Linked DNA regions of Homo sapiens: region 2 is linked to region 1. Evidence: read pairs that join two places in POLR2A ChIA-PET (ENCODE). Cell type or tissue: OCI-LY7. All regions are shown on one strand.

The links. ChIA-PET counts read pairs that join two places held together with the same protein. Peaks named below come from ENCODE experiments on the same cell type or tissue, not always from the same donor. Only the 100,000 strongest peaks of a DNase experiment are listed, where the experiment ranks them.
Region 2: POLR2A ChIA-PET joins it to region 1 with 5 read pairs; 2 of 35 experiments call an interaction of 5 or more read pairs at or near these places.

What each region holds. Positions count from the first base shown.
Region 1 is chr3:140,831,684-140,834,183 of GRCh38, forward strand. No RefSeq gene overlaps it. Among named protein-coding and RNA genes, the nearest start is that of SLC25A36, 110 kb to the right of the region's middle. In OCI-LY7, no CTCF peak of the experiment used is centred here; a DNase peak (open chromatin) is centred at 1,398; H3K4me3 peaks cover 1,006 bases; H3K27ac peaks cover 963 bases.
Region 2 is chr3:140,727,092-140,729,591 of GRCh38, forward strand. No RefSeq gene overlaps it. Among named protein-coding and RNA genes, the nearest start is that of TRIM42, 50 kb to the left of the region's middle. In OCI-LY7, no CTCF peak of the experiment used is centred here; a DNase peak (open chromatin) is centred at 1,310.

The sequences.
Region 1 (2,500 bases):
AGTAGGAACATTTTATAGTCACAATGTTACAAGTCCAATAATATCATTAAGCACATATAAAATCAAAACTAAATACACATTTGATGTCTCAGAAATGTAAGTAATCAGCTTCCTTTCCTAATCAGAGTGCTGCTGAGATCCAAGAAGCAGCAGATTCCCAAGCAACTGAAACAGATATTACAAGGTCTGAGCACTGATTATCATCCTAATTGTGGGAGAGTCCCTCATGTTATGCCCAAAGTATATTTGCTTTTACTTTGTATATAATTCCAGCAATCTTTGTTGTCTAAATTCTGAGACTTCACTAAATTCAAAGGACTACAACAAGCAAACACATTAATAGCTATAATAAAGGGTGACTAAAGAAAACCTACTCAAAAAAAAGAGAGAAATAAAAAACTATGTATGACCAAAAAAGTGATGCTTTAGAGCCTCTTCATATGAAAGTCAACACCCTCCGCTCCATAAATGGAATAACCATATTTTAGTACAATACAGTCATAATAATCCCTATTCTCCAACTCCAACCATCCACACACGGTTTGTTCTTTTTTTTTTTTTTTTTTTTTGAGATGGAATCTTACTCTGTCACCCAGGCTGAAGTGCAGTGGTGCAATCTCGACTCACTGCAACCTCCGCCTCCTAGATTCAAGCAATTCTCCCGCCTCAGCCTCCCGAGTAGCTGGGACTACAGTCACGTGCCACCACACCTGGCTAATTTTTTGTATTTTTAGTAGAGATGGGGTTTCACCATGTTAGCCAGGATGTTCTTGATCTCCTGACCTCATGATCCGCCCTCCTCAGCCTCCCAAAGTGATTGAGCCACCATGCCCGGCTGGTTCATTCTTTAAGCACCAAGAAAGCAAGAAGTATGTTAATATTTAGGATTTTCTTCTAAAGTGGTTCAAATGGAAAGGTCTGGTGCTTAAAGTTTTAACTCAGAGCTAGCTAAAATAATTCTTTAACTTTCTGCATAGCCAAAGTCAGGTGCGGTTTGTTTGTTTTTGTAATCTGTAATCTATTTTACTATTAAGTGGGGTAAGAACTCTTCTAAGGACTCTCAAACCTTCACTGTTTCACAACAGTAAAAACCCAATATGATAGATAACCTTAAAATCATCTTAGGGGCTTCTGGTATGTACATGGCTGCACATATCAGCTTATTTATCCATTTTCTCTATAAAAAACACATAAAAGGAGTAAGAAGAAATGAAAAAGAATCCAGAAACTGCATTTTCAGTGAAACAAGAAGAAAAATATAGTCTGCAGCCTCCAAAATATGCTTAAGAGTTGATTAAAAAAAAAAAAAAAGCAACTGAAATCAGACAGAAACCACATAGGAAGAAAAAGAAAGGAAGTAAGACTGAGTTGCAAGAGAACTTAGTGATGGCAGAGCTGAAAAGCCGGGTTGGGCAGGGAACTCCTGAAGGCAAGTGGCTCACCCTGAAGTGCATAAATGACATATCCTATTTGCAACAAAGTGCAGGAGCTGAAGGAAACAATTCACAGGTGAAGCCCCTGAAGTTCAGAAAAACAGAGGAGGAAGAGCAACACAAAGAATGATACAGATGGGCCGGGTGCGGTGGCTCACACCAGTAATCCCAACACTTTGGGAGACCGAGGCAGGCGGATCAAGAGGTCAGGAGATCCAGACCATCCTGGCTAACACGGTGAAACCCCATCTCTACTAAAAATACAAAAAATTAGCCGGGCGTGGTGGCTGGCGCCTGTAGTCCTAGCTACTCAGGAGGGTGAGGCAGGAGAACGGTGTGAACCCAGGAGGCGGAGGTTGCAGTGAGCCGAGATCATGCCACTGCACGCACTCCAACCTGGGCGACAGAGTGATACTCCGTCTCAAAAAAAAAAAAAAAAAAAAAAGAATGATACAGATGAACCGTATTTCCAGCAACTAGTGTTTTTCATAAACAGCAGAGGAACAGAATGCTTTGAGTTGAGATGCACTCCATCAGAGACCATATTTAAATAGCTGGAACTAAAAACTTTAAGTTAATAATAAGTGATTTTTTTAGTGAACTAACATAGCATATATACAAAGTAACTATTAGTTGAAAATTCAAAAAGAGTTACAAAATTTACCAAAATACGAACAACATTCATCCAAAAAAAAATGCTGCTGAAAGCAAAAAAAAAAAAAAATTACACATTAACATTTCACCATGAATTTTTAAATGCCAGAATTCAGGGAATTTGTAGCAAGAAAATAGGAGGAAATGAACTATGAGCCAGCAGAACTCTAGCAAAAAGTAGAAAACCATCAGAGAAATAAAGACAAAATTGGAAAGTATATAAGGTAGACTAAACATTGTAGAAAGACAGTAATATTGAGGACAGATAAAGAAATACAATCAAAAGGAACTGAAATAAAGATAGAATTAAAGTGAATTAGAGAGAAAATGACAGCTACAATAGCAAAGGAGATCAAACATACTTATAATTAGAGAAGAAAACAGAAACCATTTTTTTTTCTTTTTGTTTTGTT
Region 2 (2,500 bases), 100 kb before region 1:
GAAGTGGCCCAAAGCTGAGGAAGCAGGCTCTGCCCAGGTGAACTTGCAGAGAGAGGAAACCCACTGCCTGTGGACATAGGACATGACAAGGAGCATGCCTGCAGGTCCTCTAAGACAGAGTAACCATGCCCCCAGTAAATGTGGCCTCCTCCAACCAGGTGCTAATTAATCATTCACAGAGGAAAATAAAGCAGGGTGGACACCGTGTTTGAAATGTCCCCACTCAACTCCTCCCTAATAGACAAAGGCTAAAATATGAGGTGAGGGCCAGAAACTTTCCCCCATCCCCTCTGCACAGAAGTGACAGCCAAATCAGTAGGACCCACAATGCTGAGAACTGTGTTTCTGAAGGTGGCCTTCCTTGATGGAGACCAGAAAGCATCTGCCCCTGACTGAAGGTTTTGCCTGAAGATTTCAATTTGTCAGCATCCTCAAGTAGTGTCCCTCTCCTTGGGCTTCAATTCATGTCCCCAGAATTCATGGGGTCTTCCCCATGGAGAAGAAAGGATGCACATCCTCCTATGGGCTCCTGGCCCCAAGAATCACTGTTTTCCCCAGACAGATGTCCTTGCTTCTTTCCCTGAAGGGCGTGAGCCTGGGAGGGTGAAATCACCCTTTCCCAGTCTCTTTCTTCCACAAGCACAGAGCACCTTCCTAACTATTGCAGCAAGTACATGTCCTCATATAAGCCTTACTTTATGTCAAAATCAAACTGTACTAGCTCACTTTCCTTATCTGTTTGAGCTAAATAAAAGCTCCTCCCGGGTCTTAAATCCATGAATTTTATGTCAGAGCAGTTGGGGTGAAGTTAAAATGGATTCACCCATAGAGAATTACCTATAACTTTTTTATTAGCGTTATCTCTGCTACTTTCAATCCCAGGAGTCACTATCCTTTCATTGCAACCCCCAGTCTGCCACTGTGTCACCTTGGGCAAGTTACTTAACTCCTCTGAGGCCCTCTCTTCTCATATGAAAATGGAGCTGAAGTTAGCTGACTCACAATGTCATTACAAAGATCAAATGAGATAATGTCTGCAAAGCACCTAGCTCAGAATGTACTCAGGAAATGCTCAGCTAATGTTAATTCCCTTCGGGTTCCTCCGATGTTCCCTGCTCAAAAAGAAATCCCCCAAAGCCTCACCTGCTCCAGCCCCTTTGCTATAGGAATAAGGTTTCTCCCATCCAGCCCACGTCCTTCCTCAGCTGGCTCACACCAACTTATGAGAGCTGATTGTGCTCATCTCTGCCCAACTCTGCACTCAGCAACCTCATAGTGGAAGGATTTACACTACAGTAATCAGCAAATGCTACGAATCAAAGCTCCTATCCAGCAGAGCCAACTTACCAGCACACACCTGCTGGCAGGCTACACTTCACCATCCCCACCCATTCGGCCCACCCAGAGCCCACAGAGGCAGGAGGATGGACTCTGTAGGGGACTTTGGACCCAAAGCACAGCTTTCCTCTATAGTAAATAGTTTTTTCAACAAGTTCTTCAGGGCCACTCAAAGGCCCACTGACAGCCATCTGCCATTGATTTTTCCGAGAGGAAAACGCAGCATGTGCTCAGAGGCCACCCAACCTTCAGATGAATCCAATTGAAAAATAACTGCCAACTGGGAGCAGTGGCTCACGCCTGTAATCCCAGCACTTTGGGAGGCTGAGGCGGGCAGATCACGAGGTCAGGAGATCGAGACCATCCAGGCTAACACTGCGAAACCCCGTCTCGACTAAAAATACAAAAAATTAGCCGGCTGTGGTGGCGGACGCCTGTAGTCCCAGCTACTGGGAGGCTGAGGCAGGAGAATGGCATTAACCCAGGAGGTGGAGCTTGCAGTGAGCCGAGATCGCGCCACTGCGCTCCAGCCTAGGTGACAGAGCGAGACTCCGTCTCAACAAAAAAAAAAAAAAAAAAAAAAAAAAACCTGCCGAAAAGCTTTTGGCCAGGACAGGATAATAGGGACTGTTTTAAAATAAAACCACTGTGTTTTTTAAACGTACAAAGTTGACAGCTTTTCTCTCCACAAACTGAAAAAAAAATTTATAAGAAAAATTTTTAAAAATTAGATAACTCATATGTAAAGAAATGGTCAAAATAATTAAAGTCCACAGCTTTTTCACAATTATAATGCATACACTATATGGCCCATACCACTCACCAGGCCCCGTTTTAAGCACTTCAGGAATGTTAATTCATTTAATTCTCACAATAATCTTGTGAGGTATATGCTAGTATTCTTTCCATTTTATAGATGAAGAAACTGAGGCAAGGAGAGAAACCCTGTGAAGTCAGTATCCACAAACTTTGGCCAGGTGGCCCCCACTAGGCTTTCTCCATCGTTTGGAGCTGCTCATGCTTCACACCCTCCCCAGGTTGTTCTTCTCTCCAGCAGCCTCCACTGCAGGGACCACTCCTTCCTATGTTTTATCTGGCAAACTCCTGCTCATCTTTCATTTTACATTCTCATCAGCTGTGGAAGAAAGAGGTTTGCTTTTTC